2 separate regions of the Homo sapiens genome follow, and region 2 is linked to region 1. A link is a loop called in an ENCODE intact Hi-C map of the cell type or tissue named here. Cell type or tissue: Calu3. All regions are shown on one strand. Each heading gives the region's core, and the rest is flanking DNA. Links, peaks and the distances in the headings are about the cores only.

Region 1 (16,840 bases), core at 4,566-12,565:
GAACTTTTAAAATTTACTATTGTATTTTCAGAAGACTGTGATGTGGTATATGTGCAAAAAATTTGTTTAATGAAATGCCTGAACAAATTTCCTATTGTTAAAAGTATTAATATAAGTTGTTTTCTTTTAGAATTATTTTTATAAACTACTTTTTTTTTTTTTTTGAGACGGAGTCTCTCTCTGTTGCCCAGGCTGGAGTGTAGTGGCATGAGCTCTGCTCACTGCAACCTCTGACTCCCAGGTTCAAGTGATTCTCCCACCTCAGCTTTCTGAGTAGCTGGGACTACTGGTGCATGCCACCACACCTGGCTAATTTTTGTATTTTCAGTAGAGACAGAGTTTTGCTATGTTGCTCAGGCTGGTCTTGAACTCCTGGTTCAAGCAATCTGCCTGCCTTGGCCTCCCAGAATGCTGGGATTGTAGGCGTGAGCCACTGCACCTGGCCATTATAAACTACCTTTTATGGACATCTTTTGAATTATCTCTCAGTATCCAAATTTGCTAAGAGTTAATTCCTAGCAATTAAATTTCTAGATTAAATAATGTGCACATTAAAAAATATTGATGTATATTGACAAATTTCCTCCCAAAAATTTACATCAAATTATACTTCTACTAATCGTATGTGGAAATGCTGTTCTTTCTGGCTCCTCAGCAGTACTGGGCATGATCCTTCAAAATCTTTACCAACTTGTTAGTTGAAAGAAACACACAATCTGATAGCCTTAATTTAGGTATACATATTTTTGGTATTCTTAATTCAGAGTAAAATGTTCTGATTCTGTTGCCAGATTCTGGGTGGACTGGGATAATATCACTTAGTACAGAATAGCGGAAGACTTAATTATTACATACTACTTAAATTACAAAATAAAATAATAAAAGTTTTGCCTTTCAAACTAAAACTTCATCGCTTTAGACCTGGAAACTGCCCCCAAATGATCCCATACTTCTGTGTATCGATTTCATTAGATTTGGAGAAGTTTTTATAGAGGTGTCTGAGCTTTACTCACTCAATCCTTCATGCTTATGTTTCATATCAATAAATAATAAAGATATATGTATTTTTCTATAAGATGCTCTACATATGAGAGTCTAATGGTTCAATTTGGAGGAAAGGGAATAATTATTTTATAAAGAGTTCCTGCACATAGTAACATGCCTCTTGAGGGAAAAAATAAGGTTACAGTTTTTTTTTTAGTTGTAATGAATATAAGGAGGTGAACCTGGCCTTATGCTATGTGTGGTAGCTTTCCTTTTGGCATACTGAAAGACAATGTGTTTTGTAATGGAACAGAAGCATTCCAAGCCACCCTTCTGTGTCTCTTGCTTAGCAGATTTATGTACTCTTGGCTAATAAGTCTGTCCATATAAACCAATGGACTCTTTCCATTCTCTACGCCTCGTAGCTCTGAAGAGACGACCCCTGTCTTTAGCTCTATGAGCCCTAAAACCTTTGAAGCAAACAGTAATATATTACTTTCCTCTTTGTGTTTTACTGCTTTCTCTAAAATGTGAAAAATAGCTAGAAGGGTATGTGTATACATATTTATGTGTTTCTAAGCTTTAGTTTGGAAAGGCTGAAGTTTCAAATTAAAAAAAAAACAGCATTTCAATCACATTGTGTGGCTTATATGACCTCTATTACTTAGAATACTGGAAATATCTATTAAATATCTTTTTTGCCTACAAGCATTCACACATTTTCTTGGTTTTATTTGACCAAAGAATATTTCAGCATCAGACTAACTTGCACCAGTATCTGTTCATATGTTTTGAAATTAATAGTTCTTGAAAGAAAGAACAGGTCATATTGCTCTCATTTACCTTTTTTGGCTTGTACGTGGATTTTCATAGACTGCAATGGAAATACTGTGGACAAGGATTATCTCTTCAGATTTAGATGTAAACACTAGAACTTACTATAATAACTTGGATCATGCACCATCCTAGGAACTAGGGTTATTTCCTTGAGACACTTGAGTGAATGGATCAGTTGCCAAGCAACTTGCATTCTTATGGGGCTAGGCTGGGGAACAAAAGGGCACCAGGTGGTAATACATAAAAGGAAAATGACAAAGACACATGGAAAAATAAAGCCTTCATCTGGGAATTGTAGTGTATGCCTGTTCAGAAATTTGGTATATGCTCTTCCTTATTCAATTCATTTCAACAGCTATCAATCTATGATAACATCTTTAATATCTGTGGCTATCCATCCATCACCCATCCATTCATTCACTCATCCATCCATCTGGACAGACTTATTTTGAGTTTAGAAATTACAAATAGTAAGCTAGAACTGTATGTCTCTTATATTAACTACTTTGCCAATAATTATTGTTCATTAATTTTTTACCGTTTCTCATAATTTCGTCTATTCCTCTTACAACTCTATGTCTTATATATATTTTTACTTTTAACCTTCTTCTGGTACATGCTTTCTTTTTCTCTCAGAAGTGATTATAGACAGTGAGGCCACTAGATGGGAGGGAGGAGGGCAAAGTTTAAAAAACTAACTGTTGGGTATTATGCTCACGATCAATTGTACCCTAAACCTCAGCATCATGCAGTATACCCACATAATGAATCTACACATGTGTGCCCTGAATCTAAAATAAAAGTTGAAATTATAAAAATAAAATAAAATCCTATATTCCATCTAAAAACAAAACAAAATGAAAAAGAAGTGATTTTATTGCTTCAGTGTTACTTGGTGCTTAGGCACTCAATCTAGGTGGGAACATAGATTCCTACAGAAGATTGTTGGGCCAGGCCTTATGCCCCCACTCTATATGAGACTTCATTCCTTGGCAGCCATATGCTGAAACCTAACATCCTTGAGTCCAAGTGGAAAACAGTGATGATAGTCTAACATGTCAGAAGTTTGGACACACAGTTGTACATGTAATCAGCTTTATATATTTTAAAACATAGGTCAGTTCTATTTGTTCAAATACACTATAAAAATAAACTTTTTCTCATATAGAAGCTAAAACTAAAGAAAACTATGAGTTCCTTGTTTTTGAGAGCTCTGCCAGCATCATGTCAGATTGTGTTAATGAGGATCTGTACTTTTTAATAGACTGCCCCTAGTACCATGTAACAATTGGAATCCAGTCATTCTCAAGAATTTCAGGAAAAAAAAGTACAATCCAGTTCAGAAACATGTCTCAAGGAACAAGAAACTATTATTTATTTAGTGCCTATTATATGCCTGACGTTGTGCTAGGCATTTCTTGATAGATTTTAAAACTTAATCTTCAAAAATCCTTGTATAGTGAGTATTATTACCCACATTAACAAATATGAAACTAAGCCTTGGAGAAATTAAATAACTTGCACAAAGTTACTCAGCTCCTAGAAGCCGTGCTTTTTGCCCTCAGTATATTTAATTCTACTAAGTTACACTATTGAGGGTCCTGCTGGTGATTGTAGAGACATTAGAGACAGTGTCTCACTCTGTCACGCAGGCTGGAGTGCAGTGGCACCATCATAGCTCACTGCAGCCTTGGACTTCCGGGCTTAAGCAATCCTCCTAAGTAGCTAGGACTGTCCTAGCTACACCTGGCTAATTAAAAAAAAATTTTTTTTTAGGGATAGGGTTTCACTATGTTGCTCATCCTACTCTCAAACTCCTGGCTCTCTCTCTCTCTCTCTCTCTCTCTCTCTCTCTCTCTTTCTTTCTCTCTCTCTCTCTCTCTCTCTCTCTATATATATATATATATATATAGCTTATCTGAAACATAGGAACTTGAACTTAGAACTTTCTGAGACATACTAATACTGATTTCTTTTGCATCATTTAAAAATTACTATCATTCCTCTTTGCAATATGTCTGATTTACTCAGGAGTGAGATACATTTATCAAGATATCCCTGAGCTAGAAATGGAAAAGTTGGGTGTCAGGCTGCCTTCGCAAAAGTGAATCCTTTTAGATGATAATTCTTATGCAGGTAACTAATTAAGGACATGTCTCTAGGAGAACCCAATGATTTCATGAGCGAAGCCAGGGAAAGAAAGAGAATAAGCCATGCAAAAGTGCTTTTTTTTTTTTTCTTGAGACAGGGTGTCGCTCTGTCACCAGGCTTATATAGATGTGTACATATATATGTATACACACACACATATATTTGGGCTTTTATATGTGTGTATATGTTTATAATATATAATATATATGTATGCCTAAATATTAGAAGCTTAAATCAGAAGCTGGCAATTTTCACTGGAAACAACGGAGGGTTCAGTCCAGGTATTCTGCCCCCCAAATGACTCTTTGCTCTCCTGGGAGGGGAAAAGGGAGTTGATACTGAGGGGGATGCTGAAAGGGCTTCATATGTGGGAAGCGATTGCCCTTGTCTCCCACTTCCTCTTAGGGCAGTGGTTTTCAAGGTGTGCCTATCTTAATCATAGGAGAATATTTCTCTTTATTTTCAAAATACACAAATGTGTGCGTCTCTACTGCGAATCTTTTGAATCATAACCATGTGGGCCAGTGGAGAGGTGTAGATAAAAGTAATATTAGCTTGTGCAAAGTTACTTTTTCCCATCTTTCTATTGTGAAAAAATTTAAACATACAAAAGAAGTTTAAAAAGGTAGTACACTGACACCCATATATCTACACCCACATAACTCATCCACATAACTGAGATTAAGAAACCCTCAGGTGATTCTGATGATGATTTTACTCTAGGTCTTGAAACCTGCATCCAATCAACTTCCTCTTGGGCTGGATCAGGGATAGAGAATGGCCTTGCATCGACCCACGTCTCCGCAGTCGTTAAGTGCATCTTGGGATTATCTTTCTAGATGAGCCTGAGGACCAACAACCTCTAGTGACTTCCTTTTAGCCTGTTACATATGTCTCTGGAGTAGTCATGGAGAGGTTATTGGGTTGGAGCTGGCAACCGAACAAAAGTCATTTGCCCATATTTGACTTATTGATATTTCAAGAGCACATGTTATTATGATCTTGAAATAGGTAGTTAAACACAAATGTTGGATTATAAACCAATTTTTAAAAAGTATGTGGAATGAAGAAACTGAAGCTTGGCCTATTATGGAAAAAAAAAGAGTCCAAGTCAACTTTTTGAAAGATTCCAGAGCAATGGACTACTTTAGAATCATCTGTCTGAGTGCCTGTATCCTTTTTTCAGAGCCCTTTAAAAACCTGATGAAAGTGCTAGATGTTCTCATTAGTGATTTGTATATAAACCATATAGTTTATTTTGTATGTAAATTCAGGATGGATACTAAGAGAAATTTTTCAGGAATCTGCCAGGTTAAAAAACACGTTTCTATACCTTCCTTCAGTAAAGGAAGGTCCTGGTCTGTTGTGGGACCCAAAATATGAATGAGGTCAAAAGATAGAATTAGTTAATGATGTAGTATCAAGCTTTGGAGTAAGACATAAGTCTTCCCCCAAATCATCCAGTTCAATCCTCTGGAAAACTGAGAGATGTAAAATATGGCAGAAATATTTTATCTAATTTAAGTAGCCATTAAGAGCCCTGTGCAGCATTAGGTTTACCATGAACAGAATGCTTTTAGTTTATTAATTCAGAACTGTTTTCTTACCCAACAAGTCCCTTCTTAAATGTCATTCAGGGAAGAAGTTTTTAAGCACTCAATATCTAAAGATAGTCTATGTCATTCTCATCATAATGTCTTAATTTCCTTTTTAGCAAATTTGACACCAGCATTTGTATTACTTGTTGATTTATTTGTATTTGACTGTCTCCCCATAGAATTTTACCTCAATCAGGATGAAGACCTTGTTTACCTTGTATATTACTGTATCCTTAGTGTAGTGTACAGTGCCATACACAGTTAAAGGCTAAAAAATACATGATGAATGAATGAATGATGAATTTACAGAGTTTGTGGTCAGACCCAAGCTTATGTAATTTTCTTGAGAGCACATAGGAAAGATATCTGGGAAATTACGTTTGTAATAAGTTCTTCTCTTGATGATAATGATGAAGACCATTGTGATGAAGATGGTAACATCAGCTGCCTTGGCAGCTGCTGTGTGGTAAACTGAAGTGAGCAGACCAAAAGAAATAAAAAGACACCGAAAGCACAACTTTAAATGATATCCTTTAATCTCTGGCTGCTGGGAAGAGCAGCCGCAGATAATCTAGTTTGTGTGCTAGGATCCCAAAAGAGCTGACAAACTATGAGCAAGATTAACTCTTAAGAAAAAAAAAGGTAAAGTCTCTGATAGCAACAGGTATTGTAAACAGTGGTCACTGTTGCTAATGAGAGAATGGGCTTGCTGTGTATCTGGGCCACAAAGACCTGTGCCTCTCCCAGGCTTCCCAGTGAGTCTTGTGAAGCGGCCCTGTCAATACTGGTCTTTTCCAAGGGGAAAATCCAGGAGATCACACTCACCCATTTCTAGCTATTTTCTTATATAGCTCTAGTTTACTAAGAAAGACATTCAGAGACATTTAGTGTAATTATTGTTACTACCTTTTCTGCCATTAAAAATTATTTTATATGACTTAAAAGTGTATACTGTGTAAATAAAACTTTTTTCCACATGTCTACGGTACCTGGCAAGTCTCAGTTCATTATTTGTTGAAATGTTCACCTTAAGCATTAGGAAATCTGCATATTTCTTGCTATTTATCCTTAAAACAGAACAAAACCTCAATTAAAAAAAAAAATTAGCTGGGTGTGGTATCTCATGCCTGTAATCCCAGGCTGAGGCAGGCATATCACTTGAACCCAGGAGTTCTAGACCAGCCTGGGCAACATAGTGAGACCCTGTCTCTACAAAAAAATACAAAAAATTACCCAGGCATGGTGGCATTTGCCTGTAATCCTAGTTACCTGGGAGATTGAGATGGGAAGATCACTTGAGCCTGGGAGGTTGAGGCAGCAGTGAGCCATGATTGCACTGCCAATGGGAGACCCTATCTCAAAAAAACTGAAAAGGATTTAGACGTGTGTGAAGTTCATTCTACAATTCAGTGTGACACTTTTATAACCAAATGAGTACCAATACCCTTATGAACACACATATATAAAGGAAAGAAAATAAAGAGAGAAAGAAAAAGAAGAAAAAGAAATGTGGTTAGAACTCCTTGTTTCATTTTACTCTGACTTGATTATTTCCCAGGCCCAAATCTAGAACTGGAAGGTGGTAGCTTATTGTATCAGAGGTTAAGCTTGTGGCTTTTATTTCCTGCTCCATCTAGAACCAAGATGTCCAAAGAGTATGTTTGGAAGGACTTTTTTTTTTTTTTAAATGATTTCTAGCTCTGTCTCTAGTCAGAGAATATGGAGGAGTTTGGGCCAACTCCAGAAAACAACTTCAATGTAGAAAACCATGGAGCGCAAGGTCCTGCTTCCATATATTTATTTTCGTGGAGCAGGTGGCAAGTTCTCAAAATAATTTTGTCTGTGAGATACAGATATTTCTGGGACATTTTCATAACCAGCTTCCTGCAGTAATTAGCTTCAGAGCTGGAGTATGCTAGAAACTACTGGGCCCTGGGCAGTGGTTAAATTAGGTGTGAACGTAAGCTGGGCTGATCTCCATTGTGTAGTTAAAAACCAAAGGTGGGCACAGAGAGAGTATTTGTTCTGCCCTTTCTTCACCCACTGCATTTTCATTTCCCCTTTCTCTACTCCAGAGGCCTAATAAAGGACTCTAATGTACGATACTCAACACAGCTTTAAAACATCCACGCAGAGTACAAAATTGTAGTAGGAATTTGGGTTTTGTTTTTCTTTTGAGTTTAATATGACTTCCTAGGTTCAGCGTATTTTGTAATATATTTCTTAAACCGCAGGATCATGAGGGCAAATTCCCTTGGGGGAAAGTGGCTCTGTGAGTTGATTAGCACCGTTTGCCTGCTTCCTAACCCTCTTCTGCTCAGGTATTAGTTGTTCAGACAGCTGAGCTTCAGCTCAGCTCTCCAGGTCCTGCGCTCCATTTTAATGCAAGCCAGTGATGCAAAGTCCCCGGCTTGGCTTGTCAGAACTTGATAGCTCTGTAAACACTGAAATCCTTGTTGCCATAACACCAGGAAAAATAATATGGGCTCCTGCATATAAATATAACGAAGGCCTTGGGGAATGGGAGCATTTCTAAATGACTTGAAGCTCTGTCACGGCATAATCTCTTATAAATAAATGTCAGTGTAGTCACTGAATGCAGACTGGATTTTTGCCTGACTACGGTGCTCAGCCTTCTAGACAATAGTTATGCTAAGGGATTATCTTTTAACATTGTGCAGTTATCTCCTTTGTTTGTTTTCTTTTTTCATTATTCACATAAGCCAAGGGAAATGAAAAGCATCTTATTTCAGGCAAAAAGGCCTGTGAATGATTAACTCTGGTTCCATGCGTTGGGACTTTGCATAGCAACCCCGTGGCTTGCAACGACAAAAAAGCTCAAGGCAGGAACAGCAGCCCAGGGACCTGAGACCAGCGTTCTCAAATGAAGGTGGTGAGAAACAGATTAAGTATAAGCATTGTGTTTATGGGTAGAATTCTCTGTAGCTGGCCCATTTAATTTGGCATTCGTTTTACTGCACTTTTCTTGGTGAAGATGTGTTTTGCTGACCTTTACTCTTGCTTTTTGAATACATTTGAGAATTCAAGTGAAACTTGGCCATGATTATGGCATAATGTGGTTTATGTCACCATATTTTATGGGTTCTCCCTAATACTATCCCAAACTGGGCTAACTCTGGCTAATTTTATATTTAAAAATGGAAATAACAGATAGCTTCATAATAGCATGCAGGTTTAATTTTAGCTCAACTAAAACTTTGTTGGTAAATTTTGGCACTCTTGAAATTATATATAACAGAAAGCATTATATGAAATAAAGATAAACAAATGGTGTGATTATGTAATTCCAATTAAAAGCCTATAAGTATGTAAAGAACCCAGATTGTACAAATATGAAATCTGAAATCAATATCAATTCCATATCCTTATATAGACATTTGGTGCTTAAACATTTATACAACAAGGTCCATTTAAAGATTCGAGTTAAAAGAGTTAGAAGAAAATGAAATATAAGCTAAGGACAGAAGAAACATTTGAGAATTTAGAAAAAAGCAGTATAGTTATAATTGAGCCAAAATATTTAGGACACTTAAATTTAGACTGCAAGTCAATCCAGATGTTTATTTATTAATGTTAATAATGTTTCCAGTGTTGTTATACAATGCTAAATCCCAGGGGTTCTGCTTCTGAGTTTAAAGACAAATGCAATGATCTTTATTCTTTTCCAGCTCTGTTTTAATTTTAGGAGCTTTTCTATAGCCATGATTTTCCCATAAATGTGTTTGCAAAATCTCGAGCAGCTCCTGATGTCTTGCAGAAAGTCTGAGTGAAACACTGCTCTAGCAAAGCTTTCCATGTTCTGCATTGCTCTTCTTGCTTCCATGGCAATAAAGAGAGAAACTTGGCATAAGAATATAATCTGTTCCTGCCTGTTTCTCATCTGAAGTCATAAACCTCTGCCATCCCACCCAAGACTAGAATTTCAGCTGGCATGAAACAGCTGTCTGCTTACAGGTTTATTCCGGTAGTAACCAAAGACAAAACTATTTTAATTGAAGGCCCTAGGCTGTTCTCCAAACCCTCACAATCTCTGGGTCATCCCCAGGAAGAAACCATTGAGGAAAAGGTACAAGTTACATTCTTTCTTATAGTTTTTGACACACTGTATATTTATGAAGTTGAGAACATTTTACCCTTCTAATTTGACTACATTGGATGCCATGGAGAAAAGGAGGGTCACAAACTCAAAAGCCCTGAGGGTTCAGGCACACAAACTAAGTCAGCAGAGAGTAGGCTGCAGTGCATGGGTGGAGTGTCCTGTCCGAAGGGGCATCTGCTACTCTGCTTCACTTATTGCTACCATGTGGGAATGTGGAGGCCCAAGTTGCTAGATATTCTGATTTGTCAATAGAAGTTCTCAGTCCTGCTTTTTATGGGAATTCTGCATAGTTTTAAATGTGGGCAATTATTCTGAATAAAAATCAAAACATTATGAATGTTAACCCAAACATGGCTCTGGATTGGATGTCTGGGGCTGCTTGGGTTCAACCCCTAGACTTTGCTCTTGACTCACTACTGGTAGACTTTGCATTTATCATTTGCTTAGGTTCTATAACTGTCAAGTAGCATAATTTATTTACACATTTTCCTTCTTACTCTGGTTAGTACTGCATAAAGAACACAAGTTTTGGAGTTGGGGAGAGATGTAGATTTTACTAGTTCCAGATTTTACCAAATTGTGACTTGCAGCCTCTTAATCCCTTGAAAGCCTCTCTTATGCCATGCAGAAATGAAAACCTATTTTACAGGAAGTTTGGAGGATTAAATAAACTAATATGTAAAATAATTAGCCCAGCCCTACAGGTGCTCTTTGCTTAGTGTTACCATTCTGATCATTACTATTAAGAACAAACAATACCATAAAGTGATCCACTTTAGAAGACACAAGGACTCAATCAGAAAGAGTTTCTCTCAGTATAGGGAGAAGAGCCTCTTTGTAGATCTAACATGCAATATAATACAAAATTGTATCAAGAGCCATCTTCATGTTCTTAAAGAATTTTGGGATTTTGTTGCTAGAGAAGACCTTGAGGAAACAGAAACTCTGACAACTAGAAATGACAGAAACATCAATTTCATCAGAGACATTAATATTTGGAACCATGACAAATAATGCTTTCCTTGAAATTCACTGTGACATATTAAGAACGTAACTTGTTATGAAAATAAAACCAAAGACTATATCTGGAACTATGTTGTAAAGTAAAAGAATGTAGGCTAAATTTTTTTCCTATCCATTTCTGTGGGATTATTTACTTTGGAAATAAATGGATGAAAGTCACTTAGAACATTTCCTGTTTTTTTTTTTTTTTTTTTTTGTACCCAGCCAGATCTGCTGTTAGAGGAGAATTCTTCTGTCCTAGCTGTGTCTCTGTGATCTGTGGATGAGGGTGGGAAAGCACCACTCAGTCAATTGGGGTGTACAAAATGGAGTTTGAGAAGGTAAGTGATGTTTTCTCCATGCTTTCTGTTCAAAATTAAGTGCAATTAAATGCTTTTTTTTTTTTTTTTTTTTTTTTTTTTTTTTTTTTTTTTTTTGAGATGGAGTTTCACCCTGTTGCCCAGGCTGGAGTGCAATGTGCAATGGTGCGATCTTGGCTCACTGCAACCTCCATCTCCCAGGTTCAAATTCTCCTGCCTCAGCCTCCAGAGTAGCTGGGATTATAGGCACCTGCCACCACACCCAGATAATTTTTGTATTTTTAGTAGAGAAGGAGTTTCATCATGTTGGCCAGGCTGGTCTCGAACTTCTGACCTTGTGATCCACCCACCTCATTCTCCCAAAGTGCTGGGATTGCAAGTGTGAGCCACTGCGCCCAGCCGCAATTAAATCTTTAACATTCAAAGGAAGAGACTTTCTTCCTTCTTTCCTTTTCCTGGAACAATGGAAAGTAATAACAGAAAATAAATCAGTCTAACAAATTGTCTAGTGGTAAAAACAAAACAGGGTACTGATGTAATATGGTTCAGTGTATCTTGGGTCTTTCACATGACATGTCCTCTTGCTTAATAAGAGTTCTTTGACAGTATGATATTGAGTGGTGAGATTGTGTAATGGATTATTTGAAGTGTTCATCTATAAGCCATTCATATATTTACTGACAAAACTCTTTTATTTTTAAAGCTTAATGGCAGTTAGTGGTGGTTATATAGGAGTCTGCCATAAACTCCATATCTATATATGGGAGTTTATTTAGTATTAACTCACACGACCACAAAGTCCCACCATAGGCTCTCTGCCAGCTGAGGAGCAAGGAGAGCCAGTCCAAGTTCCAAAACTGAAGAACATGGAGTCTGATGTTCAAGGGCAGGAAGTATCCAGCATGGGAGAAACATGTAGGCTGGGAGGCTAGGCCAGGCTCTCTTTTCACATTTTTCTGCCTGCTTTATATTCTAGCTACACTGGCAGCTAATTAGATTGTGCTCACCAGATTAAGGGTGGGTCTGCCTTTCCCAGCCCACTGACTCAAATGTTAATCTCCTTTGGCAACACCCTCACAGACATGCCCAGGATCAATACTTTGTATCTTTCAGTCCAATCAAGTTGACACTCAGTATTAACCATTGCAGTAATGAATAATAATATCTCCATCTACCGTAAGATAGGAACTATACTAGGCACTTAAAGGACATTGCTTATAATACTCATCACCCTTTATGTGGTGATATGGTTTGGCTCTGTGTCCCCACCCATATCTCATCTTGAATTGTACTGCCATAATTCCCACATGTTTTAGGAGGGACCCGGTGGGAGATAACTGAATCATGGGGGCAGTTTTCCCCATACTGTTCTCCTGGTAGTGAGTAAGTCTCACGAGATCTGTTGGTTTGAGCAGTTTCCACTTTTGCCTCTTCCTCATTTTCTCCTTGACTGCTGCCATCCATGCAAGATGGGACTTGCTCCTTCTTGCCTTCCACCATGATGGTGATGCTTCCCCATCCATGTGGAACTGTAAGTCCAATTAAAGCTCTTTCTTTTGTAAATTGCCCAGTCTCGGATATGTCTTTATCAGCAGTGTGATAACGGACTAATAATACATGTAGGTCTTCACGTCCGTTATACAGAGGGGGTAAATGGAGTCTCAGGTATAAATGGCTTCCCTCAGGGCATGTAGATAATTATAGGAGGCTAGAATTGAGCCAGATTTGTTGTTCTAGGCTCCTCTACTGTACACTTTCTCAAGTATTTTAGGGAATAATTTGTCCCACTTGTGGGACAAATGAATTACTTAGAAATCATCAGCAGTGTCTGACAGACAGCAATCCAACAGCAAAAACAGAGGTAGAACAAGATCAGTTAACACATATCAGAGGGAAAATTATTCAAGATCCCTTGCTATTTCTTAGCAGAGAAGGAAAGGTATTCTTCCCCTCTTGCTGACTGTATACATGACATGAAAGGAAATGGAAAAGAATTGAAAATAAAATGGCCATGATAAGGTATAGAATAAAGAGAGAATGGGATTGACAAAAGCATAAAGAAACTAGCTTCCCCCTCTCCTTTTCTCTCATGAACTCAGGCTCTTAAAAATGAATTAAGGGGGCTGGGCGTGGTGGCTCATGCCTGTAATCCCAGCACTTTGGGAGGCCAAGGTGGGTGGATCATGAGGTCAAGAGTTCGAGACCAGCCTGACCAACATGCTGAAACCCTGTCTCTACTAAAAATACAAAAAAAAAAAAAAAAAAAAAAAAATTAGCTGGGCGTGGCAGCACATGTCTGTAATCCCAGCTACTCAGGAAGCTGAGGCAGGAGAATTGCTTGAACCTGGGAGGCGGAGGTTGCAGTGAGCAGAGATCAGACCACTGCACTCCAGCCTGGGTGACAGAGGGAGACTCCGTCTCAAAAAAAAAAAAAAAAAAAAAAGAATTAAGGGCTACTAAATTTGATTGTAGAAAATGTCACCTAACAGCACCTGGCATTCACTAGACAAGACATGGTCATTCAATAAATGTGTGAGCAAGTAAAATCTTTGGTAACTTTGTTTCCATTCTTTCTAAAGACTCTTTACTCCAAATACTTTTTTCAATCCTGGTTCAGATGTCCCCATGTTATGAAGAGTATTAGATGATAAATAAATCAAAGGGCCATCCTGAGTGCAGAAAGAAATTCTCATATCTCATTGCAGATAAATTAGCATGACAAAATGCCTCCACTCTTTCTTTTCCTTTGGAAAAAGATTTTGGGTTTTTTACTCATATGTCTGTGTATTAGTCTGTTCTCATGTTGCTATGAAGAAATATCCAAGACTGGATAATTTATAAAGGAAAGAGATTTAATTGACTCACAGTTCCACATGGCTGGGGAGGCCTCAGGAAACTTACAATTATGGCAGAAGGTACCTCTTGACAGGGTGGCAGGAAAGAGAATGAGTGCTGAGCGAAGGGGGAAGCTTCTTATAAAACCATCAGATCTTGCGAGAACTCACTCACTATCATGAGAACAGCATGAGCAGCATGATGGTTAAATTACCTCCCACTGGGTCCCTCCCATGACACGTGGGGATTATGGGAACTACAATTCAAGATGAGATTTGGGTGGGAACACAGCCAAACCATACAATTCTGCCTTTGGCTTCTCTCAAATCTCATGTCCTCATATTTCAAAACACAATCATGCCTTTCCAACAGTCCCCCAAAGTATTCCAGCATTAACTCAAAAGTCCAAGTCCAAAGTCTCATCTAAGACAAGGCAAGTCCCTTCCACCTATGAGCCTGTAAAATTAGGAGCAAGTTAGTTACTTCCTAGATACAATGGGGTACAGACACTGGGTAAATACACCCATTCCAAATGGGAGAAATTGTCCAAAACAAAGGGGCTACAGGTCCCATGCAATTCCAAAATCCAACAGGGCAGTCATTAAGCCTTAAAATTCCAAAATGACCTCCTTTGACTCCATGTCTCATATCTAGGGCATGCCGATGCAAGAGGTGGGCTCCCATGGCCTTGGGCAGCTCTGCTTCTGTGGCTTTACAGGGTATAGCCCTCCTTCCAGCTGCTTTCACAGGCTGGCAATGATTGCCTATGGCTTTTCCAGGTACATGCTGTAAGCTGTTGGTGGATCTACCAGTCTGGGGTCTGGAGGACAGTGTCTCTCTTGTCACAGCTCCACTAGGCAGTGGCCCAGTGGGGACTGTATGTGGGGGCTCCAACCTCACATTTTCTTTCCACACTGCTCTAGCAGAGGTTCTCCATGAGGGCTCTATCCCTGCAGCAAACTTCTGTCTGGACATCCAGGTGTTTCCATACATCTTCTGGAATCTAGGTGGGATTCCCAAACCTCAATTCTTGACTTCTGTGCACCTGCAGGCTCAACACCATGTGGAAGCTGCCAAGGCTTGGGGCTTGCACCTTCTGAAGCCACAGCCTGAGCTATACCTTGACCCCTTTTAGCCACAGCTGGTACTGAAGCAGCCAGGATGCAAGGCATCAAGTCCCTAGGCTGCACACAGCAGGGGGGCCCTGGGCCTGGCCCATGAAACCATTTTTTTCTCCTAGGCCTCTGGGCCTGTGATGGGAGGGACTGCCATGAAGGTCCCTGACATGCCCTGGAGACATTTTCTCCATTGTCTTAACATTCAGCTGCTTGTTACTTATGCACATTTCTGCAACAGGCTTGAATTTCTCCCCAGAAAATGTTTTTTTTTTTTGATTGCATCATCAGACTGCAAATTTTCCAAACTTTTATGCTCTGCTTCCTCTTGAATGCTTTGCCACTTAGAAATTTCTTCTGCCAGATGCCCTAAATCATCTCTCTCAATCTCAAAGTTCCACACATCTCTAGGGCAGAGGCAAAATGCTGCCAGTCTCTTTGCTAAGGCATAACAAGAGTTACCTTAGCTCCAGTTTCCAACAAGTTCCTCATCTCCATTTGAGACCACCTCAGCCTGGACTTTATTGTCCATATTACTGTCAGCATTTTGGTTAAAGCCATTCAACAAGTCTCTAGGAAGTTCCAAACTTTCCTACATCTTCCTGTCTTCTGAGCCCTCCAAGTCTCTCGGAAGTTCCCTATTTTCCCACATTTTTCTGTCTTCTTCTGAGCCCTCCAAACTGTTCCATCCTCTGCCTATTACCCAGTTCCAAAGTTGCTTCCACATTTTTGGGTATCTTTATAACAGCACTTCACTATCTGTGGTACCAATTTACTGTATTAGTCTGTTCTCACACTGCTATAAAGAACTGCTCAAGAGTAGGTAGCTAATAAAGGAAAGAGATTTAATTGACTCACAGTTCTGCATGGCTGGGGAGGCCTCAGGAAACTTAGAATTATGGCAGAAGGCACCTCTTCACAGGGTAGCAGGAGAAAGAATGAGTGCTGAGTGAAGGGGGAAGTCCCTTTTAAAACCATCAGATCTCATGAGAACTCACTCACTATCAGGAGAACAGCATGACAAGCATGAGGGTAACCACCCCTATGATTACGTTACCTCCCTCGGGATCCCTTCCATGACACATGGGGATTATGGAAACTATAATTCAAGATGAGATTTGGGTGGGGACACAGCTAAACTATATCAGTCCATCTAAACAATTATTTTTGTTGTTACTTTAGAACATCCAGATGGGGCTCTTAAGAGTGAGGAAATCATATAAAGTTTGGTTCTATGAAGAGAAGCAAAGAAGGCAAGGTGAAATCACAGAAGGCCAAGTTTATTACTTATATTAGTTCACAGAGATGAAGTTCCAGGCACCGTACCTTCCTTGTGGCTATAGATGTCACTATCTCAAGAATCATGTAGATGAGTAGTTCTGAGTTTCCCATCAAGTTCCTGAATCAGAATTGCTCAGGGGAGGGAGAGGCATATCTTTTTCACTTTATGAAGGTTCCACAGGTGGTTCTGATGTGCAACCTAGGTCATATAGCTGACTTAGACCCTTTAGGTAATTCACTCCAGATTTTTTCCTCATTCATTCCAAATGAACACACACTACTGCACGATTTTTACATCAGGTACTCAGATCACAACAATGAGAATACAGCAAAGGGATTCTAAATAAAATAATATAAAATTCATCAAAATATGCTTCCCTCCAAAACATTGTGATTTTTGAACTAGATGTGATAAAATGGAAACAGAATCTTGAAAGTGCACATGTAATTAAGGTCAAAACAACAACGTTAGTAAAGTCAGATCCCTGATCAAAATTCCAGAGAGTGGGATGTTTGAAAGTTCACCAAACTAATGTGCCTGATTTGACCCTCATGATTTTTCACCTAAGAGGTTAGGGATGCTGGCAGCAGAGTTGC
Region 2 (16,840 bases), core at 4,631-12,630, 170 kb before region 1:
TGCCTGACAAGTAGGAATTCCCCACCTCAAGTTTCTGAATTTTATACTAGAATTATTTTAAACATATGTGGTTATAAGCTTATCAGATTTCCAAAAATGAACCTTCTATAAAAATCACACTGGGCCCCTCAGCTGTGATTTCTTCCATTATTTATAGACAAATTGAAAACAAATGTTTTTTTCAAAAAAATACAATGAACTGAAAACAGCTGTCAGGATGTACTTTTTCTCTAGAATTCATCTGTAATACAGAAGTGTAGTAAACCAGCACTTAAGTCTCCGGAAATCGTGCCATATTTAGTGGTTGTTTTAGCATTAATTCAGAGATATAAGTATTGATGCTTGCTGCAACAAGACCTGAATATCTCATTTAACTCAGTGAAGATTATGATTCAAGCAAGTGACATGGGGCCAAATGCAAATATTACATTTTGGAGTGTCTTAGTTGCAAATATATTTTACAAAGGACAGACTTTTTGAAAATTCATTTGAAGTGTTTTAATGAATATTATAGAGATGATTCTGGACATTTCTCTCCATGGCTACTGAAGCCTGGAGTGAATGCCTGACCACTATACAAGATCATAGAAAAGGCAATGAGCAGAAAAGCTCAGAAAATATGTGCCTCAGAAAATATACGCATAAAATGTAGCATGGCTTATCTATCTGTTGTAAACAAACATTTATTTTATTTAATAAAAACATTTCTCTTAATTTAGTAAAGGTATATTAAATTAACAAGAACTTATTTTAAAATTGAACATTTAATTTATGAAGACACTATGAACTTTCTCTAACCTAAAATAAAATCATTATTTTTAAATGTGATACCTTAAGAAGGATGTAACATCACTTATGTAGAATTCTTGCCAGAAATGCATAATCTGAGTTCATAAGAAAATATCAGACAACTCTAAATGAGGAACAGTCCACTTAAAAAAGAAAGAAAGAGAGAATGAATTCTTCAAAAATGTTAATGTTGGTCAGGCGTGATGGCTCACATCTATAATCCCAGAGCTTTGAGAGGCTAAGGTCAGAGGATTGCTTGAACTCAGGAGTTTGAGATGAGCCTGGGCAACAAAGGGAGACCTCATTTCTATAAAAAATACAAAAAATTAGCCAGGTGTTGCGGTGCACACATGTAGTTCCAACTACTCAGGAGGCTGAGGCAGGAGGATTGCTTGAGCCCAGGAGTTTGAACTGCAGTGAACTATGATTGCACCACTGTACTCCAGCCTGCGCAACAGAGTGAGACTCTATTTTAAAAAGAAAAAAATAAGCTAATGTCATAAAAGACAAAGAAAAGCTAAGGGAATTTTCAAAATCAAAGGACATTAAAGAGACATGACAACAAAATGCAAGACCTGATCTTAGGCTAGATATAATTCTAAAGGAAAAAATGTTATAAAAGATATTATTGGGGTAAAGAGACAAATCTGGAATACACGTGATGGATTAGATAGAAGTATTGCATCAATGTTAAATTTACTGAAGTTGGTAACTGCACTGTGGTTATGTAAGGGAATATCCTTATTCTTAGGAAATATGCACTGAAGCTGGGGTAAAGGGCCATGATGAATGCAACTTAGTCTCAAATTTTACAGAATAATAAAGAAAATGAGGCAAAATGTTAACAAGATAATGTGGGTAAAAGGCATATGGGTGTTCTTTGTACTATTGCAACTTTTCTCTAAGTCTGAACTTATTTCTAAACAATAATAAGTCTGAATTTATTTTCCATTAAGTCTGAATTTGTTTCCAAATTTATTTTCAAATATAAAAATTAGCTTACTTGAGAAAGATTGATTTCTGGGGACCATAAACTCTTCTTAGATAAATGCTGTCATAGAAAAAATATGCTAAAACCACTGGGTGTTATTAAATATCGGTTGAATGATCTCTGACTGAATGAAAGAATACAACTGGTGTGTTGAATTACTTTAGATTTTGGTTTCAAATTCCATGGTAATGGATATGAAAAAATAAGCAGGGTCACTGACTAAGTCTTTTAGTGACCAAGTTTATTGTACTGTATACCTCATTTTGTTGTGCTATGAGTTTCAAAGGATTTCTTTTGTTTTGTGTGATTTTTTGTTGTTGTTGTTGTTGGTTGTTTTTTTTGAGACACTGTTTGGCTCTTGTCGCCCAGGCTGAAGTGCAGTGGCACAGATCTCTGCTCACTGCAACCTCTGCCTTCTGGGTTCAAGTGATTCTCCTGCCTCAGCCTCCCGAGTAGCTGGGATTACAGATGCCCGCCACCATGCCCAGCTAAATTTTGTATTTTTAGTAGAGACAGGGTTCACCATGTTGGCCAGGCTGGTCTTGAACTCCTGACCTCGGGTGATCTTCCCGCCTTGGCCTTCCAAAGTGCTGGGATTACAGGCGTGAGCCACTGTGCCCGGCTGGATTTTTCTTTTGAAGGCTCACTCAGTTGGTCATCAATCTTGAAAAAGCCTAGTAGCTCACAGATTTCTCTCCAGGGGAAATGGGTAATTTTTTTCTTATGGTCACAACTTCTTTACAATTTTATTAAAGTTTTCACCTATAACGTATTTCATGAGAGCACATTTTAAGTATTTTAAATTACTTTGGAATTGCCAATTGAGGAACCCAAAGTCTTTTACTATACTCTCTTCCCCTAAAAAATATACAGACAGTGTTGTTCCTATTACAAGATGCAAGAAGCGAAGCTCTTCACCTAGCTTCCTTCTTTATCTTTGTTTTACCAATTGCTTCATGCTCAGCTATCTCCTCCGCATGTCTTTCCTGTTTTTTTATTTGTGATAAAATTGCTTATAAAGATTCAAGTGCATTAAACAATATTTTATGCTTTTTATGAAATCAGCTTAAAGTGAGTGATTAAAGGGCTATGAAATGGGAAAAAGTTGTTGGTCTTGACTATGCAATTTTATTTTATTTTTCTTGACTGGATGAGCAGATCATGATGACATGGTCTCTTCTAAAACTTGCTACACAAAATATGATCTATAGACTAGCAGTGTCAGCATCATCTGGGACCTTTTCGAAGTGCAGAATCTTAGGTCACAACCCAGATGTAATGAATGGTAGGCCTCAGTTTACCAAGAGCCCCATGTCTTCTGTATGCCCATAAAAGTTGAGGAACACGGATTAAACTTCAAAGCTATTCTAAAACAGGTGTTCCTGAGGACTCTAGAGGATCCGGTGACCTAAATTGCCATCAGCTGTCTCACTACTAGGATCAATTTTAAGAAAAATAAAAATAATGGCTGTTGTGCCTTGTAATACCTTACTTTCTGATTATTTGCTACAATTTTTTCCATTTGAAGACTCCCCAGTCTTTTTAGTTCTTTTTTTTCACCTTCATTGATTGTTTTTATTGTTTATCCTAATCTTGGTGTTGTGTTTTTCCTAGAAACACTTGTCTTGGATTTTCTCATTATCTGCCCACATAATTACCCAATTTTTTCCCCATTGTAGTCATGGAATATGTGCTTTAAGACTTAAATCCTTTGAAATTTATTGAGTCATATTTATGGCTCAGCATATGGCCTATCTGGGTGACCATTCTATGTGGACTGGAAAACAAATATGTTTAACAGTTGTTGGGTGTGGCGTTTAGTAAACATCAATTAAGTTAATTTGATCAGTTGTATATTTAGATCGTTTTTATGTATCATGATTTTTTATACTTGTTCTATAAGTACACTGAGAGAGGGGTATGAATTTGTCCCCCTTTGAGTCTTTGCTTCATGAATTTTGATGTTCTGTTATTAGGTACAAACATTTAGGATGGTTGTCTTTCTGACAGATTTCTTCTTTTATTATTACATATAATGTCTTTATTTCTTATAATACTCTTTTAGTAGAAATCTCCTTGGTCTGAAATTAACATAGCCACTCTAGCTATGTTTTTTTTCTTAAGTTTAGTTGAAATCTTCCAAATTTAAATCCATGTCTTCTTGTCTGGTCTTTAAAGTTATGAATAAGAATATTTTTCAACACTCTTTTCCTTAGAGAAAAATATGGAGAAACTATTAAAATCACATTAGCCATCTCTTTTATAAGACTAATAACTTTATTTTACTCTTTTCTTATGATTTAACATTTTACCAATTTTTAAATGTTATTTTCTCCCTTGAAACTGTACTGCTAACTGTACCTTAAGAAGCATCAGGAGGAACCTGCAGCAGAAATTTCCGCTGTTTGTCATGAACCCCTTTCCCTTCTTATTCCCTCACATTTATTTCTCACCTTTGATGCAGTATTAAAGACTCTAAGGGGATCCCTGTAATAGCTGCAGTTTTTTTGTTTATCTTGGATGATTTAACTGTCAGAGAGAGATGGGACATATTTATATATGCCAGGAGCATGCCATGTGGTAGCACTGTCCAAGGTGCTTGACGTGTATTACTTCATAGAATTCTACAAAAACCCTGCCAAGCGGTGATCATTGTTCTCATATTAAGAAAAGGAGATTGAGACTTATACAAGTTAAAGAATTTGTCAAAGTCAAATAGTGTGTATACGTTAGCTGGATTCAACTCCAGATCTCCCTGAGCTCTTTCTGCTACACAATGTAGTTTTGTTTAACTCTTCTAAAAGAATAAAAGCTCAGTTGATTCTTTCTTAGCTTGATCAGGCATATTAGAATTAGCATTTTTAGCATGTCATTAATGCTTTCACTTCAGCAGTATTTACTTTTCATTAACTCTCAGAGCAATGACAGTCTTCTGTTTGTATGTCACGGTGGTTACATAGAATTCTGAGGTTCACATAGAGTAACCTACCTATGTTCACCTTTCATGGCAAATGGAAAAATACTGATCAACCAGTAGGATCTGAAATACGACTTCTAAACAGCCTGACTGCTGATCCACCAGGAAAGCCATGACCAGTTTCAAGGTAGGGGTGTCACAGATACTAAAGCTATAGAATCCCCCTAATTTTTCAGAAGGGGTCATGGTGGTGGGGATAGCAGTGAAGAGTGGGGTCCCTTCCAGGCCACAACACCTGTTCCTTTTCTCTTTTTAATAATTGAGGATGACACTAAAGCTGCAGAAAAAGTACCTTAAAAACTATGTTTTTAAAACTTATTGTGAAATGATTAGGCATATAGAAAAGCATAGATAATATAATAAATCAGGGGTATACAGTCTTTTGACTCCCCTGGGGTACATTGGAAGAAGAATTATCCTGGGCCACACATAAAATACACTAACACTAATAATAGCTGATGAGCTAAAAATCAAAACTTCACAAAGAAAACTCATAATGTTTTAAGAAAGTTTATGAATTTGTGTTTGGCTGCATTCAAAGCCATCCTGGGCTGCATGTGATCCACGGGCTATGGGTTGGACAAGTTTGCAATAAATATTGGCATTCCAGAATTTTGCTTAAGAAATGAAACATTAGAAATACAATGGAAACTCTTTCTATATCCACCCCAATCCTATTCTCATCTTCCCTCTTCCCCAGGGGTGATATGTATTTGAGGTTTATGCATGTTAACAATCATGGCTTCAATTCGTTTATTTTCACTTCTGTGTAGAATTCCACTATATGAATATACAGTAATTTATTTACCTACTTTCAAATTGATGTGCACTTAGGAGATGGGTGAGGTTGGTGGTGGAATGTGTGATTACATGTGAGTTATTTTCAGGTCCTGTTTTTGCTTTGGGAGAGAGGTACACAGATGCTTATTACATTTTTTAAAGTAAGTTAATAATTAAATATAAGTTGAACATTCACAGCCCAATGATAATATGTGCCATAAACCAATGATCATGATTAATCAAATTAATGCACAACAGATTGATACTAAAAATGGTAATTGTATTAGTTTTCTAAGACTGCTATAACAAAGTACCACAGACTAGGTGGCTTAAACAACAGACATTTATTTTCTTATGATTCTGGAGGCTAGATGTCTGAGATCAAAATACTGGCAGGGTTGGTTTCTTCTGAGGCCTCTCGTTGGCTTGTAGATGGCTATGTCTCTTCTATGCATCTTCCCATGGTCTTTCCTCTATGCCTGTGTCCTAATCTCCTCTTCTTATAAGGACACCACTGATATTGGATTAGGGCCCACCCCAATCACCTCATTTTAACTTAATTACCTTTCAAAGGCCCTATCTCCAAGTAGGGCCACATTCTGATGTACTGGGAGCTGGGACTTCAACATACACATTTTTGGGGACCCATTTCAGCACACAACTATTATAGACAATGCTTCAGTGACATCCCTGTAAAGGTCTCCTTGTGCAAATAAGGGAAAGTTCCCTGGAGAATCCAGCTAAGTATGGAATTGTCAGGTCATATAACACAATACTATTAAGTGAATGATGATGTTGATAATTACACAGTGAAAGTTTGAAGAAATAGCAATAGTAGTAGCTAGCACTTTTAAAGTGATGATAACTGATAGAGTTTGGATATCTCTTCCAAATCTCATGTTGAGATGTAATCCTCAGTGTTGAAGGTGGGGCCTGGTGGGAGGTGTTTAGATCATGGGAGCAGATCCCTCATGAATGGTCTGGACATCTCCTTGGTGATAAGTGAGCTCTAGCTCTCACAGCTGGTCATTTAAAGGTATGTTGCACCTGCTCCCACTCTTTCTTGCTCCTGCTTTCGCCATGTGATGTGCCTGCTCCCCCTTTGCCATCTGCCATGATTGGAAGCTTCCTGATGCCCCTGAAAGAAACATGCCACTCTGCTTCCTGTACAGCCTGCAGAACCATGAGTCAATTAAACCTGTTTTCTCATATATTACCCAGTCTCAGGTATTTCTTTATAGCAATGCAAGAACAGCCTAATACAATAACTGTATATTATATAAAATTATATTTAAAGTCTATAACTTTTTTTGAGGTAGGTGTTGCCATTATTCTATTTTACCAATAAGAAAACTGAGGCTCAAGGAAGTTAAGTCATCTTTCCCAGGGCCCCGAGAAACCAGTGATGAAGCTGAGATTATAGCCTAGAACTGTTGGATTCCAAAGCTCATGTTTTTATACACTATAGCAGCTTCTATAGTAGCTTTATTTGGAGAATGCATGCATGCGTGTGTGCACGCACACACACATACACACACTCCCTATTTTTATAAAATGCTGCCCTAGGGCACAATTAGCCACTAGTTGGAAAACTCATTCATCCAGCTGCACTAGATACTAGATGTGGCTGGAAGATGAATGACAACAGTATGTGAGTACAGCCTAGGAAAAAAGAAGGTCCAAATTCCCAGAAAAACAACTCCCAGAAAGGCAGCATCTGTACTGACTTACAAAAATAGAAAAGTGGGGAAACCTTGTGGTTTAGAAGCAGAGACATTACATCCTGTGACGTGAAGAAGTGGTGGCTGACGTCCTTGTGAACAATGGCCACAGATGCCAGGCCACAGAGAGAACACTGCATGAGGGAAAAACCGTGTGTCACCAGCTGTGAGACGTGCACAGGAAGGAAGCATGGGGCCAACAACAGCCCGGCCTCTGAGGCTGCTGTGAGGAGTAAAGGATTTGATCAATGCAGGATGCATAAAGTGGCGTCTGCACATAGGGAGCGCTCGGTACAGGTTGTTATTACTGTTGGTATTCTCTTCATGTGGACCATTCTCTCAGACACACAAGACAGAAACAGTAGCCTTTTTGAAGGAGGAGGTAAGGATTAGATTAACAAGCCCTCCATTTATGGTGGAGGTGCCTGCTCCATTAATCCAATCAACTCAACCTTTAAATAACACTTGTGCAAATATATCCTGGATGACACTTGTGAGGGAAATGTGGTAATCTTTCTGGACTTTTACAACACAAAAAATTGGAATGCGTTTTATCACACCAAAGCAAGCTGGAAAGGGTAATTTGGATTTCACTTGTGGCATGCTCCATAGTCATTTTCTGTAAACGAAGATCCAATTTTTAGGGTGGGGGCAAATATACAAGGTCCAATGATTTGAAAAGATGTTTTATTATTTTTTTCTCCATGCCTTCCATCTTTTCAGCCCAATGGGAATTTCTTCCCTTGAACAGTTCTAAAGAATCACAGCATTAGAGATAGGAATTATTAGGTTATTTAAGCTATCTTTCTGCTGATGAGGAGCTATTCCTGTAGTACAATTTATAATGCTTTTCTGAGTGTGGCTTTGAACAATGTGACTTTTATCAGATGAACCGTGGTGGAGATGGAGCCCTCTGTTTGTGTTTAGAACAGGTCTAGCCTAGGGAGGAACGAGGAAGACCTCTCAAAGGCTCACCTCCGCACAGCAGGCCTGATCGGCTGGCTGGAACTCAGAAGGGCAAAAGGGGAGTGAGGCTCCACTTTGATGTGGTTCGCTTGCAGCCCCGTTGCTGTACTGTGGTGTGCATATGTTGGGGGCAGGGCAAGGGTAATAAATACCAGGGACACTTTTGCAATGCGTGCCTGTCAGCTGAGTGCTGGACAAACATTTTTACCACTGGCTATTTCCCTGAGGCTTCTGACAGTTTGTGCAACTTGTGTAAGACATTCCTGAAAGAGAGGAGCATTTGTTCAACTTATATAACTTCTTTTTACATCATAAGACTAAAGCAGTCCTTCCGGGCTCATGTCCTGTTGAATGTGATCCAACTGAAACTTCTTTCCTCTGCATACTCAGAAACCTGACTACCTGTGTAAATTCCTCCTGATAGCATAGCTTTCTGTTTGCCCTCAGTCCTTCTCTGGCCCTCTCAGACACCCAGGTTCATAATGACATTCCTTCTTCCTCTTGTAATTCTATTGAATTGTTAACAAAAAAAAAAAAAAAAGGAGTAATAGCTGTGATCGATTTCTACAATGTGTTCTTAAATTGTGTGTGTGTGTGTGTAAAATGTGTATATTTTTGCACTTGATCTTAGCCAAAAGGCTGAGAAATGACCAAAGGTCTGTATTTTTGAATTACTATATAGGAGCATAGGAACTGCTGTGTGATTCTGGAATTGTAACAGAGGAGTAGCTAATGGAGTTTTGAGGGATATTATGATGTGCATATAGCTGGGGAAACTGGGTGCTCAGGAGTATGAACCTTCATTCACTCACTTCCTGCTCCCAGTAGGAGATTAAGAAGGCATGTGCAACTTCTTATATTTGGTATAGCTTTTGTTTCCTGCCAATCTTTTTTTTTCTTTTTGACAAAAATGCTGATTGGTTTTGCCTTGATTTATTTGTATTTAGAGGTTTTCAAAATGAGTTGGTTTAAGGCATTACGATTGAATACAAGTTAATCGATAATCACGATTGTACACCAGTTCTTCCTAATACATTTTATCCTGTGGCCCTGTAAAATTTCCAATCGACCAAAGCAAGCTTGGTTGGTAAGGGAATGACTTACACAGGATCTTTTTCATTTAGGGGTTTGCAACTTACAGTGCACCTTCACATAGGTCTTCTCATTTGACTTGCGCAATAGCCCATGAGTAAACAGCACAAGTGTTATTAGATTCAGCTGACAGAAGAGGCCACCACAAGGGCTCAGAGAGGTGAAGGGGTTTGGTCTAAGTCACAGCTAGTAAGTGGCATAGCAAGTCTACTTTCCTGCAAAAAGCATTTATTGCTTAATCATGCTAGTGTCTATTATTGTGGTTGGTTTTTGTGTTTGTTTGTTTTGCTTTCGGGGACAGGGTCTTGCTCTGTTGCCCAGGCTGGAATGCAGTGGTACAAATATGGCTCATTGCAGTCTTGATCTCCCCAGCTTAAGCAATCCACCTGCCTCAGCCTCCCAAGTAGTTGGGACTAAAGGCGTGTGCCACCACGCCCAGCTAATTTATTTTTTATTTTTTAATTATTTTATTATTTATTTATTTATTTATTTATTTTTGAGATGGTGTCTTGCTCTTGTTGCCCAGGCTGGAGTACAATGGCTCAATCTCTGCTCACTGCAACCTCTGCCTCCCAGGTTTAAGTGATTCTCTTGCCTCAGTCTTTGAAGTAGCTGGGATTACAGGCGCCTGCCACCACGCCTGGCTAATTTTTTGTATTTTTAGTAGAGACGGGGTTTCGCCATGTTGGCCAGGCTGGTCTCAAACTCCTGACCTCAGGTGATCCACCCGCCTCAGCCTCCCAAAGTGCTGGGATTACAGGCGTGAGCCACTGTGCCCAGCCCATTTTTTATTTTTTACAGAGACAGCGTCTCACTTTGTTGCCCAGGCTGGTCTTGAACACCTGGACTCAAGTGATCCTCACACTTTGGCCTCCCAAAGTACTGAGATTACAGGCATAAGCCACCGCACCCAGCTATTATAGTTGTTATCTCCATGTGCCAGCCACTGTGCTTGGTGCTTTATGTACGTTATCTCAATATCCACCACAAGTGCAAGAGTTGGCATTAATTACAACAGAAGAGGAAACTGAGACTTATGTCCCCCAGACAGAGTCTTCTCATTTGGAGTTGGGTCATATAATGTAACTCTGATGCTTCATATACTATACCACATTTAGGAACACCAACCTGCCTCTCTCACTAAATGTTAGATTCCTTTCCTTGTTCTCATGTTGCCTGTTGGGGCTGAAATGGGCTCTGCTTGAGCATAATGGAGATGGAAGAAAGTGAATAACTTGGGCATAACTCATCAGTGGTGGAGCCTTGGCTGCCACAGAGGTGCTTGGTAAGGAGCTCTGAATCATATACATGGGGAATAAACCACAGCAGAGCCTACGACAAGAAGGTGAGGAACACAGCAGCCGTCTGTTGTCATACAGCAGCTCCCTTGGAGAAGAGGCCAGTGTGGACTCCAGAAAAGCCAGGTTCTCATCGCTGCACTGTTGTGTGTTTATAACACCCTGGTGTTCTTGACATGCTGCTTGGAGAAGCCTACTTCTGATATCCATGATGGGAAGGCCACTCAGCTCTTAACTTGGGGTAATCTTTCTTTTTAAAAAATTGTTGTGGCCGGGCACGGTGGCTCACGCCTGTAATCCCAGCACTTTGGGAGGCCGAGACAGGCAGATTACCTGGGGTCAGGAGTTCAAGACCAGCTTGGCCAACATGATGAAACTCTGTCTCTACTAAAAATACAAAAATTAGCCGGGCGTGGTTGTGCATGCCTGTAGTCCCAGCTACTTGGGAGACTGAGGCAGGAGAATTGCTTGAACTTGGGAGATGGAGGTTGCAGTGAGCCGAGATCATGCCACTACACTCCAGCCTGGGAGACAGAGCAAGACTCCGTCTTAAAAAAAAATTGTTGCTACTGCTGCACCTTTGGCATTATCTGTGAGCAATCTTAGTGAATTTGGCAGAGATTAGGACCAGCGTGCATTGGGAAAAACCAGAAGTGGAAAATTTGAGTAAAAATCTTCAGGAAAGTACAATAAAATGTTCCTGAAAGTTAAAATTAATCACTTGAATATGTGTGGCCTATATTTTTAAGTTTAAAGTTGAGTTTCAAGGTGTGGCCCCTTGTAACATTCATGAGACTGGCTATAAAAAATTGCCATTATTTTTGAAACTTTCTATTTCAAATGATGTTGGTTTTTAAATGTTCCAAAGTAAAGAATGTGATATATCAGACAGAGCTACAACTGGCTCTTACAAGTCTAAGCTTTTCCACCTATAAATGGGAGTAAAAACATACCTGGTAAGAGGTATCATTTTAAGTTATTGGAGATGCTCCAAAACCTATCATCTTAAAATTAAAATGCATGATTTTCAAAAGTATAGAATGTTTACAAACTTATATCTTGAAGAATAGTTGACTGAAAATCACTTGGCTTATGTGAAAATAAAAAGCCACGGCCAGGCGTGGTGGCTCATGCCAGTAATCCCAGCTACTTTGGCAGGCTGAGGCCGGGAAATCACTTGAGGTCAGGAGTTTGAGATTAGCCTGACCAACTTGATGAAACCCCCTCTCTACTAAAAATACAAAAATTAGCCAGGTATGGTGGCCTGTAGTCTCAGCTACTTGGGAGGCTGAGGCAGGAGAATTGCTTGAACCTAGAAGGTGGAGGTTGCAGTGAGCCAAGGTTAAGCCACTGCACTTCAGCCTGGGCGACGGAGTGAGACTCCATTTCAAAAAAAACCAAAAAGGATTTCTCTATGTCCACTGGTTTCTTTTTGTACCAAAGGAAAGGTAATCTGAAATCACTCAAATGAATTGTCCCAGAGATAGAGACTATTCAGGTGAGTGTGGTCAGATGCAGGGACAGGGTAAACTCACACTTCCTAAACGAGTGGACAAATCAGGGCTTGCTCAGGAATACAGAAGCCACTCTATGTATTCCAGATATAAAGAGTTTAATTGAGAATTAGGAATTCATGCAACCTTTGAATAGCTGGGAGGGAGGGCTGCACTGGTGCACAGGTCATAAAACTACCCCTGAAGATCAGGGGAACAGCCCCAAAGGTCAGAGTGGTTGACACTGAAGCCTACAGCTCCAAACACTTGGAGTAATTTTCAAAAGCTTGTCTGCAAGCTGCTGCACCTCTTGAGAACCTCTGAGAAGTTCTCGCTGTCTCAGTCTGCTGTGCAACCTTGCCTGTGCATTTGTGTACAAATGCCTCCAGAGAATAGGCTTCACACTCCACATCTACCCCAAGTCTTCTCCCGTGAAGTGACTCTGCAAGACGATTGTGTAGAAGTTTCCACACTTAGGAGGGGGTGTTGGTGGTGCCAAGTTAGCAGCAGACTATCCAGCAACGAGGCCTGCTTCTCTAAACTCTCACAGAAAAATGAAATGTGATATAATCACTGAACAAAAATAGACCCCAACATGACTTCATTCCTTCACTCATTCATTCATTTAACAAAGTATCCTTTGAATAGCTGGGCTATGTGGTATGTACTGGGAAAACTATTGTGTAGAGATAGATTCATCCCTGCTTATTCTACCTGGGGAGACAGTGAATATACAAGTAACACCCTCAAAAATAATCATAGCTTTTGATGATATGAAGGACACAGGGGCTATGGGGGGCGTTTTGGATGGAGTGGCAGCTCTCTGGCAACTATTTCTCATAGTTCCTTGTATTAAACTTATCTGGATATATTCCTTTTTCTTTTTTTTGAGACAGAGTCTCGCTCTGTCACCCAGGCTGGAGTGCAATGGCGTGATCTCGGCTCACTGCAACCTCCGCCTCCCAGGTTCAAGTAATTCTCCTGCCTCAGCCTCCTGAGTAGGTGGGATTACAGGCACCCACCACCACGCCTGGCTAATTTTTGTATTTTTAGTAGAGACGGGGTTTCACCATGTTGGTCAGGCTGGTCTCGAACTCCTGACCTCGTGGTCCGCCGGCCTCGGCCTCCCAAAGTGCTGGGATTACAGGCATGAGCCGCCGCCCCCGGCCATCTGGATATATTTGTTTTCTTTTCTTTTTTTTTTTTTTTTTGAGATGGAGTCTCACTCTGTCGCCCAGGCTGGAGTGCAGTGGTGCAATCTCGGCTCACTGCAAGCTCCACCTCCCGGGTCCACGCCATTCTCCTGCCTCAGCCTCCCGAGTAGCTGAGACTACAGGCGCCGGCCACCACGCCTGGCTAATTTTTTTTTTTTTTGTATTTTTAGTAGAGACAGGTGTTTCACCATGTTAGCCAGGATGGGCTTGATCTCCTGACCTTGTTATCCGCCTGCCTCAGCCTCCCAAAGTGCTGGGATTACAGGCGTGAGCCACCGCCACCGTGCCTGGCCCCATCTGGATATATTTCTTGTCTCCTCTGTGAGGTTTTAAGCTCTTGGAGAACAGGAAAGATAGATCACTTATAACTATATTTTTTATAAGTCTTGTACAGAGTAGGACAGTAGGCACCAAGTAACTATTAGTTGTACAGATGTGGCCCACGGTTCAGAATTCCAAACATAGGCAGGTGGTTTCATACGAGTCAGATGGCAGACTGTTTTAGTTTTGCATGTGATTCACTGCTTATGTAGACAAGGCTACATTGTAGGGACTGGGCACAGATCCCTCCGATTCTTTTGTCTGATAGCTGGGATCTAGGCCTTGACACTCTGGTTCTAAGAGTTCTGATAAAGCCGCCCTCCTTTGAGGGGATGGATTTCTCCAGTTTAACTGCCTGAAAAGGGCAGGGTCAGGGGTAACAGGATTATCAGAAGGGAAAACATGTCAATTAATATATGCAACTAGGATTACATTACACTTGGCATCCATCCAATCTCTACAGAAAGGTTATCTTCTCAGAGAGGTTTTCCCTGAGCAGCATGCTCCTCAAAAAAGATACATGTGGAAAATTAAACCTCATCACAAATTCCAGAGATAAATATTTTAGTTTTTAAGTTATTCAAATTAAAGGTCTACATTGACTGCAGTAATCTATTAGTGGAGTAATTGTTTAACTTTCAGAAAATGACCCATAGGACAAAAGTGATGAGTAGGACAAACATAGGTTTGTTCAAGGTTACCTTTTGGGGATGATGTTGAAAGTCCATATCTTCCCAAAAAGCAGATCATATAATGAATCATGCTAATCATGTCCTCTTACTGGCTTAAGAATCTGTACAGATGTAAATGAGATTTACAGTTTCTTACTCTTCTTTTGTATTCTATCAAAATTGAAATAATCGCAAGGGAAACTATGCCAAGTGTTAAGTTTCTAGTCTTTTGGGTATCTCTCCATAGAAACCTATCCCAAATTGGCCAGGCACAGTGGCTCATGCCTGTAATCCCAGCACTTTGGAAAGCCGAGGTGGGCGAATCACTTGAGGTCAGGAGTTAGAGACCAGCCTGGCCAACACGGTGAAACCCCATCTGTACTAAAAAATACAAAAGTTAGCCAGGCATGGTGGCGCACGCCTGTAATCCCAGCTACTCGGGAGGCTGAGGCAAGATAATTGCTTGAACCCAGGAGGCAGAGGTTGCAGTGAACCGAGATCGTGCGGCTGCCCTCCAGCCTGGACAGCAGAGTGAGACTCCATCTCAAAAAACAAAACAAAACAAAACAAGAAACCTATCCCAAATTATGTCTTCTCCCTGTGTTTGAGTCCCTTTGGTAAGAAACAGTCTTGATGCCCAGATTGACAGGGGAGACTAGGTAGCAAATTTTACTGCTGCCTGTCAACATATAGTTAAATGTTGGTAGTTAGAAGCCAGCTAATTCTAAGGGACCTTTCTGTGTTTCACCATTTCCCCTTCCTACTTCCCACCTCCCCAAAGCTGTTAATGGCACATTTTGCCCCAGCCTGTGTTGCAGCCAGTGTTGAACAGATGGATCCCAGCGGCAGCCTGAAGATGGGAAATCTGTTTGGGCACAGAAGGGCTCAGATTCTTCCCCAGCTCCTGATTCCATCTTTATAAAGCCTGCTGAAAATTCAGGTCTTCTCATTGTAATCCAGAAGACATGTTCTTGGTTTTTTGCTCCTTTCTTCCACTGTGGCTGTAAATTATTTTCCCATCAGTGATTTATGTAGTATCTTTAAAGAAGAAAAATCTGTCTCAGACTGAAGAGACAGTCTGGGAGAGCCGCAAGAGCTCCCTCCATGCCACCAGGAGAGGGTCTTGGAGCATTAAACCATGGTTTTCTTTGATTTTTTGACTGTGAAAGAAAAAAAGCTTATTCCCTCTCCCACATCTTTCTCCCTACTTCAGTCCAAAGTGCATTTAATTACCTCTCAGTGTCATGTTAAGATGTGCTGATAATTATGCTGAAAAAGATCACCTTAGACACAAAAGCAGCATGTCACTCGAGTAGGCCGTTGCATCCCTGTGCTGCGTGTCTCATTGAGCCATGCTGAACTATTTAACCTATTCATTTGGCTTGACTTAATTTGTCTCTACCAGGCATATGATGGGGGTAATATGGTAAGGACACATTCTGGGGAATTTTAATATCAAAAAATTATGGAGTACTGGTTTTATTGTTTGCTGTGATAACCAATTAATCAAAATATTTATCAGGCATCTACTCTAGGCAAAGCATACTGCCACATGCTACTGTGAAAACAGCACCAACCCCCAGAACCCTGGAATGGCAGTGATCATTTAGTTACCTAGTATATTCTTTCTTTTTTCTTTAGGACATGTAAAAACTCACACTCCCTGGCCTCCCAACTTTGGAACAGTGTCTAGCACATAGTTAGGAATTTTGATTGGAAAGTACCATACAAGATGAAGAAATAATCTTCCTTTGTGTAGATTAATATGGGAAGCTGAGTTTCAAATCAGAAGGACAGTGAATAATCATGGAATTGGTATAAGGGGAGTTAGTTTTAAAATGGAAGGGCTCAAATGTGGCAAAGTAGAAGAGTAGCTTCCTGAAGAAGATCAAATGGTTGTCTATCAGGTGGCCTCACAGGATGGTCTTTACTTTCATGAATTCATAGTAATCTGATCTTATAGAATCAGAAACTTAAAATTTATCACTGGGTAAAATGGTTCCTTCTGTAGGAGTTGACTCATTAGTCAAGATCATACAGATTGATGTATAACCACAATATCAGTTTATTAATTAACATTAAGAAATAATTGCTGCTGGGCACAGTGGCTCATGCCTGTAATCCCAGCACTTTGGGAGGCTTGAGATAGGAGAATCGCTTGAGCCCAGGAGTTTGGAGACCAGACTGGGCAACGTGGCAAAACCCCATCTCTACAAAAAATTTAAAAAAAAATTAGCTGGGCATGGTAGTACACACCTGTAGTTCCAGCTACTTGGGAGGCTGAGGCAGGAGGATCACTTGAGCTGGGAGGCTGAGGCTGCAGTGAGCCATGATTGCACCACTGTACTCCAGCCTAGGTAACAGAGTGAGACCCTGTTTCTTTCTTCCTTTTTTTTTTTGAGACAGAGTCTCACTCTGTCACCCAGGCTGAGTATAGTGGCACGATCTCGGCTCACTGCAAGCTCTGCCTCCTGGGTTCACCCCATTCTCCTGCCTCAGCCTCTCGAATAACTGGGACTACAGGCAC

The links. Peaks named below come from ENCODE experiments on the same cell type or tissue, not always from the same donor. Only the 100,000 strongest peaks of a DNase experiment are listed, where the experiment ranks them.
Region 2: a loop joins it to region 1, with 3 times the contacts of the local background. A loop is called at or near these places in 5 of 110 quality-filtered maps.

The regions. Positions count from the first base shown.
Region 1 is chr4:123,641,870-123,658,709 of GRCh38, forward strand. LINC01091 (long intergenic non-protein coding RNA 1091) reads left to right here and starts at 8,122. Exons shown (of 6, transcript NR_027105.3): 1 at 8,122-8,460; 2 at 10,918-11,033. In Calu3, for the core only: no CTCF peak of the experiment used is centred there; DNase peaks (open chromatin) are centred at 7,962 and 8,402.
Region 2 is chr4:123,470,646-123,487,485 of GRCh38, forward strand. No RefSeq gene overlaps it. Among named protein-coding and RNA genes, the nearest start is that of TRC-GCA2-1, 30 kb to the right of the region's middle. In Calu3, for the core only: no CTCF peak of the experiment used is centred there; DNase peaks (open chromatin) are centred at 8,316 and 9,436.